Regions from separate parts of the Homo sapiens genome. Here region 2 is linked to region 1. The links are chromatin contacts, found by Hi-C or POLR2A ChIA-PET in ENCODE. All regions are on one chromosome and are shown on one strand. The core of a region is the stretch at or near the end of the contact, and the rest is flanking DNA. Distances in the headings are between cores, read along the strand shown. Region 1 overlaps LPP (LIM domain containing preferred translocation partner in lipoma). Region 2 overlaps LPP (LIM domain containing preferred translocation partner in lipoma).

What was found. Hi-C counts contacts between places; a loop is a spot of excess contacts on that map. ChIA-PET counts read pairs that join two places held with the same protein, here RNA polymerase II (POLR2A). Pooled maps may share reads with other maps.
Region 2: a loop to region 1 is called in a map with no recorded cell type, with 3 times the contacts of the local background. The contact joins two enhancer-like sites. A Hi-C loop is called at or near these places in 2 of 168 maps with a recorded cell type or tissue (B cell and posterior vena cava), 1 of 37 single-sample maps with no recorded cell type and 9 of 50 pooled maps. POLR2A ChIA-PET finds 5 or more read pairs at or near these places in 9 of 52 experiments (AG04449, BJ, OCI-LY7 and 5 more).

The regions. Positions count from the first base shown.
Region 1 is chr3:188,241,588-188,249,469 of GRCh38, forward strand. The region is part of intron 2 of LPP (LIM domain containing preferred translocation partner in lipoma); the gene reads left to right. Among named protein-coding and RNA genes, the nearest start is that of FLJ42393, 67 kb to the left of the region's middle. Within about 2 kb of position 2,969, at least 4 of the 41 ENCODE cell types and tissues checked have a DNase peak (open chromatin) inside an H3K27ac peak, as active enhancers do; they include PC-3, where a contact is called at or near this core.
Region 2 is chr3:188,283,310-188,291,191 of GRCh38, forward strand. All of the region lies in intron 2 of LPP (LIM domain containing preferred translocation partner in lipoma), which reads left to right. Among named protein-coding and RNA genes, the nearest start is that of FLJ42393, 110 kb to the left of the region's middle. RefSeq lists an enhancer at 7,332-7,626 and a silencer at 7,332-7,626. Within about 2 kb of position 2,927, at least 15 of the 41 ENCODE cell types and tissues checked have a DNase peak (open chromatin) inside an H3K27ac peak, as active enhancers do; they include PC-3, where a contact is called at or near this core.

The DNA of each region.
Region 1 (7,882 bases), core at 1,719-4,218:
ATATACTTGAGTTCTCCTTGGCCCTCTGATTTCTTTTCTTTTTTTCTTTTACTGAAAAATAAAAGATTTCCTTCTCTCTTCAGACCTACAGCTTTCTCATCTACATGGACAACCTATTTTTAAAGAATCTTCAGAGAGTCGTTGACTTTGTTATAACTACTACTATATACGTAATTTCAGATGATAGAATTGAAAATTTAACTTGTTTTTCTAGAAAGAGTTTATTTTCCCTATAACTTCAAAGAGTAATGGTGGGGAGTAGGACATTCTGAAAATAAGAAGAAACATGTCAAATGAATTTCTGACTTCCAGCTAGGCATATGGAATAAAGGTCTTTATTCCAGTGACCTCTGCTCATTGGAAAACTTTGGGCTGGTAGATTTCATGATTCTGACGCTGTATGTCCTCTTGAGTTACAGTGAGTGATGAGGCCAAATCGCAGGGTGGATGATGTGCTTTTTTTGGGCTAATAGGTGTTAAGGAGGCATGCTGTCCTTTGGCGTTAAGACAGATCATTTCCTCAGTTGGGTAATGTTTAAGGAATCCACTAAATCCTTAAATATATGGCACACATAAGGAATGCAGAGCTTTTAGACACTCAGCCTTAACATGGGTTATTTTTTAGCATGGCTAATGGCTAAACTTGATTTCTACTGGGTTTGTTCAACCTATTTCTAACTTATAGGTAAAAGCCTGCTTTTTATCCTCTCCATCCTCATCACCTTTTTAGTTGTGTCTCTGCTTGATTCTTCTTGCATTCAGGTCTATATTGTATTATAAAAAGAAAGAGAGAGACAGAGAGAGAGAGAGAGAAGGAAAAGAAGAAGGAAAAAAAAACCACACACATTGAATGGGAAGGCAGGAGAGTAGAGCTCTGACCCCAGCTCTGTCATAGCCACCTGTGTGACTATTTGCAAGCATTTTCATCCATTCAACAAATACACACCAGGTACTGGAGATACAAAACTGTGAAAGACACGGTTCTTACCCTCACCACTTACAGTCAGGAGTAGAGAGTTAGGTACACAAATAGAATGTGAAATCACTTCTCCTTTCTGGGTCTTCATTTTACAAATGCAAGAGCCAGAACTGGGCCAGGTGATCATCAAGGTCCCTTCTGAGGCTAACATGCCATCATTCATGCAAAATTCATTAAACATCTGATAATCACTTACCTAAGTGAAAATTAGCAAACATTTCCCCTTTCTCCTTAGTTTGTAGGGGATGATATTGAAGACGAATGAGGCGATGTCTACAAAATGCTTTAATAAGCAAGTTGGAGAAAGAGATTATGTAAGTTTGAGGCATTATGATTAATGAAAAATGAAAACAAGGGCTGATGTTTTCAGAGAGAGAACAGATGGTTCCTTTGTTCAGAATTTGAGTATAAAAAAGAGAGGAAGAAAAGATACTTGCTATATTGTTTAGGCCCTGAATGTGAGTAACTTTAAAATGCCAAAACAATCTGGTTAGGAAAGTCCCATAGATTCAAAATAGCTCTTACAGTGATCAAACTATAATTAATATAACAAAAAAAAGACAGAAAAATACTAATAAGAAATGCCACAGTGACAGCTGACACAACCTGACAAAAACTCCTATTTTTACAACAACTCTAGAAACTTGATTTTTTCTGTTCTCAGGAGTTATACCACACTGTAAAACAAACTAGTGAGAACCGATTTAAAACTGTTTCTACCGTTCCCCCTACCCCTCAGGTTATTTTAGTTTCCCATGACTCATAAAGGAAATCTTCAGGATTCACAAGAAATTGGCAATTCTTTTCCATCTTTGCTGTTGAGTATTGATAGGAAAACAGCATAGTTTGGGGCAATTTAAGTAGAGAACAAACCTCCGGGGGCTTGGGGTGGTGTCTCAGAAGGCCGGATCTGGGAAGGGCCTTTGAAAAGCTTGCACGGAAAGCTGCGAAATAAATCGTTTCTTTTTCTCTTTCTTTACGTTCTAAAATCTCGTGATCTGTTTCTACAATACACAGGCTAATTGATGTTATCCTTTTGGCATGATTCTTGCTGTCCTGGGGTCTATCACTTGCAGGCTATGAGAATGAGGCCATAGACCACCACACTGGCAGCACTGAGCAAAAGGTGCTAGACCCTTCTGAGTTCAGGTGCTGTGTAACTGGTGCTGTGATTGGACAGGGTGACTAACCTCAGTCTCTCTGGGTGTAATTTCTTCACTGTGGAAAGAGGAGGCTAACTAGAAAGTTCACTCTGACACTAATCTGAGTTCAGGTCCACATCTTTTTTTTTAATTAATTATTTTATTTTTAAAATTTTTATTTTTTTGAGACAGAGTCTCGCTCTGTCGCGCAGGCTGGAGAGTAGAGGCACAATCTCTGCTCACCACAACCTCCACTTCCCGGGTTCAAGCGATTCTCCTGCCTCAGCCTCCTGAGTAGCTTACAGGTGCCCGTCACCACGCCCGGCTAATTTTTGTATTTTTAGTAGAGGTGGGGTTTCACCGTGTTGTGCAGGCTGGTCTCGAACTCCTGGCCTTAAGATATCTGCCTGCCTCGGCCTGCCAAAGTTCTGGGATTATAGAAGTGAGCCACTGCGCCCAGCGCACATACAATTGTAGGAAGGCTGAGAATGGCTTTTAATTTGGGAGCGTTTAAAAGCAAACATGCTTCCTCAAGACAACAGTAACAAAAAATTGACATCGTTGAGGTGGGAACTTCTTTAATGCTACCTGAGCCTCTTGCTGAAATGGTTCTATGCAGTTTTGCATAGCTAGGAGTGGTAAGCTCATTCACAGACATGGAAGAGGCAGAGTGGGCTTAGGGAGAGGCACCAGTCTAGTGGTCCAACTTGGGTTCTGGGTTCCAGTCCTGCTTCTGCTACTAACCCCATGAGACCTTGGAATGCCCATCTCTAAGGTTTCTTTCAGAGCTGAATCACTGTTTGGTCTGTGATTCATCAAAGCAATTAGAAGACTATGCCTCTCCTTCAAGACCAAGACTTTGGTCAGAATACTCCCTAGGGACTTTCTCACTGTGTGTGGCACTCTTCTCTATTAGACGCTTTATTCATTCTCCATTGTATTAGAGTCAAAAGTATGATTGTTTGTTGTAGAGGTGCCTTTTCCGTGTCATCTCTGATAATCTACCCCTCTCTCTCTGAGTAACCTAGGCTTTTAAAACACATCTCCTTTGGCTTAATCACACTGCCTGGTGTCTACTCAGCATTATGTGTTTGTTGTCTGCCCTGAACTGTGAACTCAGCCATGTCCTGCTCATTTCTGAAGCCTCAGCATGTACATCGGTATCTGGTTCATGGTAGATTTTCAATGAATCTGAGTGAATGAATGATGGATGAATGATTTTGTATCTCCTTACTAGGCATATGTTCCTTGAGGGCATGGACCGTGTCTAATGGGTGGCTACCTAGTGTCTCATTCTTGGTCCGTTGTTAGTGGTGATTTTTGTCCTCTTCTTTGCACTCATCATTCTAGGCTTGTATTAGGGTAAATTGTTAGCATAATTCTGCCTTGTTTCCCACCCTGCCCCCGCCTTTTTTTTCTTTTGAAACAGAGTCTTGCTCTGTCACCCAGGCTGGAGTGCAGTGACACAATCTTGGCTCACTGCAACCTCTGCCTCCCGGGTTCAAGCAATTCTCCTGCCTCAGCCTCCCAAGTAGCTGGGATTACAGGCACCCGCCACTACGCCTGACTAATTTTTGTATTTTTCATAGAGACAGGGTTTCATCATGTTGGTCATGCTGGTCTCGAACTTCTGACCTCGTGATCTGCCTGCCTCGGCCTCCCAAAGTGCTGGGATTACAGGCTTGTTTGCTTTTAAACAGTTTGTGGGCAGGGATGGTATTTTCTTATGATTCTATTCCTCACAGATCCTGGCCCAGAGCCATTAGCAGAGAAAATTCTCAGTAGATGTTTGCTGACCTAAACTTCATTCCACCACCTTTGCCTTCCTTTTGCCTTTTCACCTCCTCTTAGAAGGTACCTTATATGATAATGTCACCTATGCAATAAAGACCACAAAGTAAATTTAATAAAATAGAAGGCATGCTTCCCTCTTTTCTAACCCCACACTTTTTTTTTTTTAAGATCAAAATAACGTTGCATTTGTGTGTGCCCTGCTTTTATTTATTTATTTCTTTTGTAGACACGAGGTCTCACTATGTTGCCCAGGCTCTCTCCAACTACTGAGCTCGGTGATCCTCCCACCTCGGCCTTCCAAAGTGCTAAGATTATAGGTGTGAGACACCACACCCAGCCCAGCCCTGCTTTCACAAAAAACAAAATAATGATGAATATATTGTACTACCCTCACTGTTTTCATTTGTCTGTGAATGCTTTTTATTTTATCAGGAAAAGGAAAAATTTCTGTTTCTTGACTGTAATTGTTGAAATGTATTTTCAAAGTTTTTTACTTTATTTTTGGACTGATACCATAAAATCGTGTGAAATGATGTGAGGATTTTCTAATGGAGAAATGACTTAGAATATCCCTTGGATGTCCTATCTGCTTTTTAATTGTTTTATCATCCCAGACATGTTTCTCTATTCCTGTCTATTCTTTTATCTGTAAAATGAGGTTATTGAACTAGATGCTGTCTACAACTTTTTTTTTTTCTTTCATTAACATTAAATCTCTGGTACCTGAGAACATTGGGATCAGGCTGATATGTCTAGGTGTCTATTTCTTTGGTCTACCCTTCAAGTAGGAATGAAAACCCATAGAATTTCTGTAATTATCAGCCTCAATAACTTTCTAAAGCCTTTAGGAAGCAGATACCCTGCAATTTATCTCACTAATTTGTTTGTGATTAACACTCTCTGCCCCTTCTCATATCCCAAGCTCAGTGTTTTGATATTTAATTACAGGGAATTCTTTCCTCTTCATAGATGATATAGCAATTGTATTTCATTTCTCTTATCTGAAATCTCTGCTGACTTTCCATGTCTTATGAATTTAAATAGTCTAAATAGGGCATGAGATCTTAAATATTCCTTCCAGTTTCTACATTTTCTATTCAGCAACAACATTTTCCCTGGAAAAGGGTGAAAGCCTGTGAGTCCCCCACAGGGCAGGAGCACTGAATACACCCACATTTTCCTACCATCTGACATAGATGAGACACAAAGTAGGGACTCAGATGATTATTTAACTGAATCAACTGGATTCCTTAATTCTCACAATATTATCCTTCCTAATTTGTAAATAGGGAAATGGAGGCTTAGTCACACAAAATATCTTGTTCGAAGTTACTAATCAATTAAGTAACTTAATAATTTATTGACATCTGAGGCATTTCTCTCTTTCTACAGCCTCAGACCAGAAATGATGGGATTTCAGCCTTCTTTTCTTAGAGATTGGTGAGCCAAGACCTGGAGAGAGAACTCTGGTTGTCTTAAGTCACCCAGATGAACTATTAATAGAAAAAGAATTCTACTCAGTCAGTACTTAAAAGCTTGACATGTTTGTGTGGAGACCTGTGTGTGACTGAGTTCAGATCACTCTAATTTCCTGGGCCTCACTTGACCCATCTGTGAAATGGGGTAATGAGCTCTTTTCGGCATGAAGGCAAGGAACTGTCCAGAAGACCTCTGGAGAATTCTTCTTACCCTGAGATCAAGGGTTCTGTGAGTAGTACAACTCACACCCAAAGTCTTAGTTGCAGGGCACTTTAGTGGGAAAAAAAAAAAAACGCTGAGGCTATTTTTAGAGCCTTCATCTGGTTATAGACTAGTTGGTAGGAGAGCAATACCTTTGAAAAGTTAAGAAATAGTTTTATACACTGTGTTAAGGATGTTGTCAAAACTAATACTTGTGTATGCAAAGACTTTAACATTTATTAATAATTTTTTCTATAGATTGGTGAAATTGGTTTGTAATTTTTGTCATTTCACTTTTGTGGAAATTGAGCAAAAGTGAGAGATAAAATGATGTGATCAGGCTGGGTGCGTTGGCTCATGCCTGTAATCCCAGCATTTTGGGAGGCCAAGGTGGGCGCCTGAGGTCTGGAGTTCAAGACCAGCCTGGTCAACATGGTGAAACCCTGTTTCTACTAAAAATACAAAAATTAGCTGGGCATGGTGGCACATGCCTGTAATCCTAGCTACTTGGGAGGCTGAAGCAGGAGAATCGCTTGAACTTGGGAGGTGGAGGTTGCAGTGAGACGAGATTGCGCCATTGCACTCCAGGCTGGGCGACAGAGTGAGACTCCATCTCAGAAAAAAAAAAAAAAAAAGATGTGATCAATATCAATCTAAGGACACTGTAAAGCAGCAGAGGATTGACGATTTTCCTAAGACTTAGTGGATGTAGAAGAGTTTAAAATATTCTAGCCTAGTGGTTTGCAAACTTGGCCACATATTAAAATCTTCAGAGGAACTTTATGCTACAATGCTCATCTCAGTCACAGTGTCTGTGGGTGAGACCCAAGCTCAGTTACATTTTAAAGCTCCCGAGAGTTTAGAACTATTGATCTAGTCTTGATTTCGTATCAATTTCTCTGATGGTATCTTGCTTGACATCTTACTTACTGGGCTGCATTTTTGTGCTGTGTCTCCCTGACACCCAAGTGAAAACTGCTGGATGAACCGAAAATTCACCCAAACAACGTGAATGTAATGGAAACTCTTGAAAAGGCTTACAAGCCTTGAAGTAAATGTTGGGCGAAGGGAGCGAAAGGGTTAGCGTTTTTTTGCATTGGGACCTGCCTTCTTTTTATGCTTCTAGGAACGTTTAAAAATGAGAGCAAGGAATATATTTCATTGCTTTAATTGTTCAAGGTCTTTTAAAAGCGTGTGCAATAAAATGCCTTTTAAGATAACTGACCTTTGTATTTTAATGCTTTTTGGAAGGGAACAATACCTAGTGTTCAGCTGCAGTATAACTTTATATATATATATATATATATATATATATACAGTCAGCAGAGCTTGTTTTGGAATCAGAGGGCTGAGGGTTTTGCTGCCTTCCCAGATATTTTACCTGTTTCTGTTTCAACATCAAGTTCCATTCAGTTGATGTTTCTTGACCTCATAATGTCTAACCTTTATATCTTTGTTTTTTCCCTTTCCAAACTTATCCAAGAAGGAGACTTCAAGGCCTGATTCATTAATTTTTCCTTCTGCTGGGAACTCAGGTGTGTGGTGGAAGGCAGCACATGTGACCTAATCTATATTTTGACAAAGAAGAAAGCTCCCTGCCCTCCCTTGCACCAGTTCGTTTGGTAATTTTTAATCCCAAAAGCCACTGCTAATACGTTTTTAAAAATTGATGCTAGCTATTACGTTGTTAGATAAAGCTCATCTTCCAACTCTAAACTTGCTCTTTCTAAAAGTGAAATAACACTCAGGTTGCAAACATAGTGAACTGGAATTTCAGAGGCTTGAACTGACCTACAAAACTTGTAACTGTAGCTCTAGTTATACATCCACTGTGGTCTTGGACATGTGAGGTGTTTGTCTACCCTCAGGAGTTTTAGAAGAAGAAATTTTATGGAATTGCTTTCCATATTAAGAAATTAAAATAGCCAGGTGCTATTTTAATTTTACAGATTCACAACTGTAATCCCAGCACTTGGGAGGCCGAGCAGGGAGGATAGCTTGAGTCCAGGAGTTTGAGTGGAGTGGTCAACACAGCCGAGACCCCACATCTACAAAAAATTTAAACATTAGCTGGCATGGTGACTCATGCCTATAGTCTCAGCTACTCAGGAGGCTGAGGTGGGAGGATCGATTGGGCCTGGGACATCAAGGCTGCCGTGAGCTGAGATTCTGCCACTGGGTGACTGGGCCTGGGACGTCAAGGCTGCCGTGAGCTGAGATTGTGCCACTGGGCGACAGAGCAAGAGTGTCTCGAAGGAAGGAAGGAAGGAAAGGAAGGAGGGAGAGA
Region 2 (7,882 bases), core at 1,677-4,176, 42 kb after region 1:
ATCTTCTTGAAGAAGACTTTGCAGTTGCCCCTGTTACAAGGAAAGCAGACATGCCAAGTTGCTGCATTTGTGAAATTGAATGAAATTCTGGCTGCGTTTTATGGCTCTGACCTTTGGGAACAGTCCAGGGTCAGACTGCTCACATGATGTGCTTGATAAATCCGCCTCCCAACAGCACTGTTGAGATCTTAACTAGAATTGCTACTTGCGAAACACCTTTTTCTGACTTGCAGTTCAGATTCTGCATGTACTGCTGACTACTGCTTCTAGTGGCTCATTCAGATAAGTATGCTATATATTAGGTAGAAAGAGGATGCGTGATACTAAGGAAAGAGAAAAAGAGCCAGCCCAGGACACTTGGGTTCCAGTGCTAAGTCTGCAAGAGACATGTTTGACATGGGGCCTTAGTTTTCAGATCTATAAAATGGAGACACTAATCATTATTAGGAAGGGTTGTCAGGAGTTCGAGACTAGCCTGACCAACACGGTGAAAGCCCATCTCTACTAAAATACAAAAATTAGCCAGGCGTGGTGGTACATGCCTGTAATCCCAGCTACTCAGGAGGCTGAGGCAGGAGAATCGCTTGAACCCAGGAGGTGGAGGTTGCAGTGAGCCGAGATTGCGCCACGGCACTCCAGCCTGGGTGACAGAGCGAGACTCCATCTCAAAAAAAATAATAAAAATAAATTAATAAAACAAAAAGAGCTCCTCCTATGAAAGCTCTGGAAACATCCTCCACCAAACTGGTTGCACTTCTCTAGGCACAATATGGTTTATATCCTTCTAAAATCAGCATCTCGGCCGGACGCAGTGGCTCACGCCTGTAATCCCAGCACTTTGAGAGGCCAAGGTGGGCAAATCACCTGACCTCAGGTGATCCGCCTGCCTCGGCCTCCCAAAGTTGTTGAGATTATAGGTGTGAGCCACTGTGTCTGGCCAGGAGGAGCTCTTACAGAGCTGGAAGTATTTACTCAGAGAAAGATGGAGTTAGAAGGGAAGGTTGAGAATGAGAGACAAGTTAGTGTTTATTCAAGGTGGAGGTGCACAGGCCTAATGTAGGACAACGGCAAGTGGGTTGGAGAAGAGGGGCTTACGGGAAGGATGGGCAGGAGAAATGGGATGGGACCCAGGAGGCCCAAGGGGGAGGTGGAGGATTCAAGTCAGAGCTTCAGATGCTGGGTCTGGAGACACTTTCTGAATGCCTAGGAGGTAGCTGTGGTGTTTTGCAGGATAAGAAAGACAGAGGCTTTCTGTAGCTACCATCCTGCTAGGTGAAATGAAGGGATGGTCTGGGATGTGTGTGTATGTGTGTATGTGTACCCACATACGTGCATGTGTGCATGAGTGTGTATTGGTAACAGAACCAAGGAGATCAGGGACTTACCCAAGGCCATACAGCTGGGAAACAGCTTTCATTTGATTACGGTGCTAAGTTTAGTAATGACTGCGAGAGACAAAAACGGGCAGGGGGAGCATGTAGGGAAAGGGCCTCGGCCCCATTTCCTGCCCTCTCAGGCAGGTAGTGAGTAGGAGTTTTAGGTTTCACTGTTTGATAGCATCACCTCCTCTGCTTTCCCAGAAATTATTCCTCGAAGTATGACTCGAATCATTCCTCTGTTGGGAGATGTATCGGTTCAGAGCTGACTTTCTGCTCTGGTTGTTTACTGAAAAATGGTAGCACTGGCAATTCAGAGGGGGCATAAGCAAGTGAAGAAAAAAAAAATGAACAAACAGGGCATGTGAGGTCAGGGGCCCTGGTTGTGAGTCCCGGCCCTGCTTTTAGAGACCCATGTGAATTGGGCAGATCAATCAACTTCTTAGTGCCTCAGCTTTTTCCTCTGTAAATTAGAAGATAGTGATTTCTGCTTGATAAATTTATTGTGATAGTGCTTTGCAAGTTGTATTGTTGGTCGTAGGATAATAAAGATAAAGGGGTATACAGACTTGGATTCTGTTTCTATATATGTGAAGCGTTAGAGAGAGGTGGTAAATTGTTTCTCTCCCGTGGGTTGTGCACATCTCTGATATTATGGTAATCCCCATATCTTCTCCTTTTGCAGGGTGGGGTGTCTTGGATAGTATGGTTACTGAATGTAGAATCTACTAACTCCTCTTTTTTATTTCCTGAGACTGGGTCTCACTGTGCTGTCCAGGGTGGAGTGCAGTGGTGTGATCATGGCTCACTGCAGTCTTGAACTCCTGGGCTCAATCCTGAGTAGCTGGGATTACAGGTATGTGCCATCATGCCAGCTAATTAGAAAAGTTTTTCTTTGTTGAGATGGGGTCTCACTATGTTGCCTAGGCTGGCTTTGAATTCCTAAGCTCAAGTGGTCAGCCTGACTCGACCTCCCAAAGTGCTGGGATTACAGGCATGAGCCACTGTTTCTGGCCTCCTTTTTAATATTCTGCCCTGTGCAAAGCACCAGCACCAACAGCCTCCCTCCCACAACCCCCAACAGCTGTGCATTAAGTATCACTTTGGTTTGAGGATTTCCTAGCTTGCTGTTTATCCTGGGAGAATTTCTGAGTTTCTTGGTCTTTGTTTCTTTACCCAAAAGTTGGGGATAGTTCAGCTTTGTCTGCATTGTGGACACTACCTCCAGAAAGCAATGGGAAGACCCTTTGTAAGCTGTACCGAACTCTTTGTATTTTTGGAGCACATTTTGTCTTTTTTCTCCCTTCTTCTGGTGGCTGAGGTACCTCTTTGGTCTTGAAAAGACCCACTTATATGGAGGCGGAAATGGGCTTATAGAGGGAAGTGACTTTCCAAGGGCCCTGGAATGAATTGGATTCTGAGATCTGTGCCCGTCCTTGTCACAACGTGTCAGATTCCATTATTTAGTGTGGGCCTGATTTGTCCATGCCTGGGACTTTCCCAGAGGAAGTCATACTTTCTGGAAACTCTCTGAGGTCTTGAAGGGGTGGGAGAAGTCTCTGACACAAGTGCTGCTGTGGTCATGGAGGCTTCCATTCCTCTCTCCTTGTGTTGAGCAGGGAATTGCTCCTTGGATATTTTAGGTTTGAGTGACTCAACATGCTTATGACCCAGAGGATGCTGTGGTGTGTTTGGCAGCATGCTGGAATTAGTCAGAAGGCAAAACTGCTTGTCCTGACCCCAGAACCCACTTACTCTAGGTGGATGAGAAAGTCCTCTCGGATCCTCTATTTCCTAATTCATGGCAACTTCTGGAGAACAGTATTTTCTCTGTTACTGCTTTATGGGGTTTAGTGTGGAAATTAAAGAAGAGAACTTCTTATTTTTTGTAAATAATAATACAATATTCAGATACTGTTAGTTTCTGAAATTTAAAATGGGCATCTCACTTCTGTGTTCCCTCCCCAAATAAATGTATTGATACTAAAAAGGAAAGCCAGCTAACTTTATGAGGATGGCTGGTAAATGAGCCATTCTGTTTTTGCTTGCTGTCCAAGGCCTCTAATATTAAGCCTGGACCATTTCAAGCATATATGGAGGATATATATTTCAAATATACATTAGGGGTATATATTTCAAAATCGAGGACACATTAATAGTAAGAGGAGACCATGTAAGACAAAGCACAGGTTTATTTTTATTTTTATTTACCTGTTTATTTTTTATATTTTTGAGATGGGATTTCTCTCTTGTTGCCCAGGCTGGAGTGCGATGGTGCTGTCTTGGCTCACTGCAACCTCCTCCTCCCAGCTTCAAGCAATTCTCCTGTCTCAGCCTCCCAAGTAGCTGGGATTACAGGCACCCATCACCACACCTGGCTAATTTTTGTATTTTTCTTAGAGATGGGGTTTCACCATGTTGGCCAGCCTGGTCTCAAACTCCTGACCTCAAGTGATCCCCCCACCTCGGCTTCCCGAAGTGCTGGGATTACAGGCGTGAGCCACTGCGCCTGGCCAAAGCACAAGTTTAAAAATTACAAGTTTCCACCAGCCTCATATCTCCCTTGGCTTATAATATTCAAGTGTTCATGGATACTGGGGCTTGCCATCCCCCGCCCCGTGTGTTAATGCAGCCCATGGAGGCTTCTCATAGAGACATAAACAGTGGGCTCCAGAAGGTCTCTATTTAAGAAACTGAGGTCTGGCAAGGTCACACATCGAGGAAATGGCAAAATCAAGACTAAAAGCCAGCTCTTTGGATTCTCAATTCCCTGCTCTTTCTGACACTTCACTCTTCCCTCCTGTCAGGTGAAGAGAGAAGCCAGATGGTTTGACAAATGGTTCTCGTTGCTGTCAAATCTGCCTTCTTTCTTTGCTCAGACAGACAGTTCTTACCTTCCCTTTTTCGGGGGACTGGCGGAGGTGGGGTGAGGAGAGAGGTAGGAAGGTGGATGAAGGAAAAAAAGAAGCATTTTATTGCTTCATTCTTTATGTAGTAGTGATGGCCAATAAGTTCTTTTTTTCTCTGGCAAGAAGCTAAGTAAAGGCAAGGAGTAATCGTCACCTTGAATTTAGAGCACATAGAGGCCTAGAAATGGCAGGCTGTATTAGGAGACAACATTGATTTCATATATATTCATCTCTGAAAAAACATGTTTAAGATGCCATATTCATAAATACTAATAAGGCTGTCTGATTCCAATTTTCAGGTGAGATTAGCATTTTATTGAGTATTTTATCTGTCAGATTCAATGCTGGATGTACCATCCTCCCAGGCTTATTAGCATAATTGCTGTGCTTAAGCAACAATAAAAAAATCAGCAGTAAAATAGCATTTAGTGCAGGCAATTTGTTATCAAAAGCTTTTACTTAAGGACAGCTCCAGCCTGCATTTATTAGCAAGTTAGGGTTATAATTTATTTTTATTTTGAAAAACAAAAGTGGGAGAAAGATTTGGCTTTTTTGTTTTGGAAATAATAGAGAAATTAGAAAGCATTGCCTCTTTGGAAAATTGTCCACATCCCTTCTTCCTTTGCCGAAAGCAGGCTGTGATGGGAATAGATTCCACTTGTGAGCGACATTGGCTCAGACAAAAAGTTGCTCTCCTTGGCATTGGAACAAACGGGTAGTAACGTCCCTTTATGCTTGTACACACATTTCCAAAACACTTTCAGATCTCGTTTGTTGCTCAAACCTCACACCAGTCCCGTGAGGTCTCCATTCTTAGAAATAGAAAACCAAGTTGAAATGACTTGTTCCAGATGAGGCAGTTGAGTGGCAAAGTGGAGGTGTAAAAACTAGTCTTCCAGCCTCCAGTCCTGTCTCAGCATTGCTCCCCTTCACGTCGTTGTCCAGAGCTCCTGGTGGAGCCTTGGCCTTTTCCATATGTACACGTGCACACACACACACATACACACAGATCTGTGTATCTACACCTGTCTATACACATACGTGCACACCTATGCACACACATCTATGCATACATACATACTTTTTCTTTTCCTAAAAGTTAATTATGTACTCTTGCATTTGTTTTTCATTTGATGTCCGGGTTGAAATACTTCTGCCACATGAACTTCTCTTGATGCCAAATAGCCTCTTAAAATCAATCTCTCTCTCTCTCTCCACCCCCCACCCCCCACCCCCACCCCCCCGCCCCTCTAGCTAGCAACTGTATCAGGAAAGCACTTGTGATTACCATCTGTTAAGGACCTGGAACAAAATAAATGATGTTATAAGTTTTTGTAGGGAAGATAGAGATAAGATTTTAAAATATGGAGATTGGGAAATCATTTTTCTTCCTTATTTCTTAGGAAATGTATCAGAAATAAATAACATTAAATTGATGCCTTTTAGTGGGTTTTAGGCTTCAATTATGGGTAATAATTTTCAAATTGAGAATAAAGTTTTGAGTGAAAATGGACAACTGAAGCTTCTAAGCTTTGAGAGGAGTTATTTTAGCATTTTAGATTTTCTTTTCTCAGTAAATTCAAACAAAGATCATACAATCATTGAATCATAGCACGTCTAAAATCCAAGGCTCTGTGCTGGCCACTGTGTGTTTTACAGACTAGCTCAGACGTGGCTATGAGCCCCAAGACATGTTTAAACTATTAGAGAGGATACTAACGATACATTAATAATGTTCTTGGTTTTGACAGAATATTCTAGAACAGGAACTCTAGTAGGATTTTTGCTTATGTTACATCATTGAAATTTAAATTCACTCAATTATTTATTGACTAAATATTGAGCACTTATGTGATGTTCACTCTTGTATTTTACATACATCATCTCATGTAATTTTTTAACAATCATATGAAATATGATCTGAGATAATAGTCAGTACTGTTATTATTGTTCTCATCATTAGATGAGGAAATTGAGACTAAGTAACTTGTCCAAGTCATTCAGCTGGTAAGTGGTAGAACTGCTGTGGTCTCCCTGTAAACACATGTTTTTTTCATGGTACCACTTGGCAAAAAACGAATAAGCAGGTACATACGTAGACAGATAGTGCTAATGATGATTAGAGAACCTCAGAACTCATGCAGAACCTGGATGTTTAGAGAGAAAATGGAACTTGAAATCAGACAGGTGTTCAAACCCTACTATGCTTCTTAGTGTTTGTAAAATCCTCAATTTAAGGACCTCTTAGGATTTCGGTGTCTTCCTGTGAATAAAGGATTATAAAATCTTTCTCTCAATATCATAATGAGAATAAATTACAAAATGTATGTGAGTGTCTGCAAAGGTACCTAGTTCATGGTGGGAGTTCACCCTATCTTGGAAGTGCTCATAAACATGCAGGGTTTTTTTTTTGAGACGGAGTCTTACCCTATCGCCCAGGATGGAGTGCAGTGGCGCAACCTTGGCCTCCCGGGTTCAAGTGATTCTCCTTCCTCAGCCTCCCGAGTAGCTGGGACTATAGGCGCATGCCACCATGCCCGACTAATTTATTTTGTATTTTTAATAGAGACGAGGTTTCACCATGTTGGCCAAGCTGGTCTCGATCTCCTGACTTCAAGTGGTCTGACTGCCTTAGCCTCCCAAAGTGCTGGGATTACAGACGTGAGCCACCATGCCCGGTTCAACATGCAGTTTTGTGTACTGTTTAGGGACAGATGCCGAAGCCACATTGCTTGGGTTTGGATCCATCCTACCACATAATATCATGTGACCTTGGACAAACAACTTCACTTCTAGTGCTGTACTTTCTTCATCTATAAAATGGGCTTACATCATAGGGTCCTTGTGAGGATTAACAAAGTTAGAATGCGTAGAGCATGTAGAACAATGCTTGGCACACAGCATGCCGTGCTTCAGTGGTAGCACTTACTATTCCATTATACTACAGCCACCGAGAAGGACAGGTACACAGTGAATAGTTTAGGACTGTTCATGTTCCCGGCCTCTTCACTCCAAGAGCATCAGCAAGTTTAGTTTAGAACATAGGAGTTGTATTTACACAGCTACTAATGACCTTGGAAAAGTTCTTGGCTTCTCTGTCCTTGACCTTTGTTTATCTGAACGAGTAAACTTCAGATGACAGAGTGTGTGGGGAATGGAATGCATCCGCATCCTTGATAAGCTGCCCTAGTGGAATGTTGCCATGTGGCTACTGAGGGTCAATTCACTGGTCAAAGGTGGCCTGCTGGTTGGTATTTTTTCTGTGTCTTCCGGGCAAGTTCTGTCTTTCCTCAGTCTGCACATGCCTGGGTCTGTCCTCAGAGCTCTCTCCCATTTCCCTCTTCTCTAGAAAGCATTGATATAATGGGGCCACCTCTTCCTTGGACTGTTTCTGTAGCATCAGAAGGAGGTGGGTGGGAATTTGGCATACCACTTTTTGAAAGGTAATACATTCTAACATATGTATTTCACCCACCTTCAAAGAGTAAGAATACACTGAATGATACTTAATTTTAAAGATGTGTTGCTGAGGTGAACTCTAAGACGAACAATTCTTCAGAATCTTTTACTTTCTTGGGCTTCTTGTCCCAAACAACA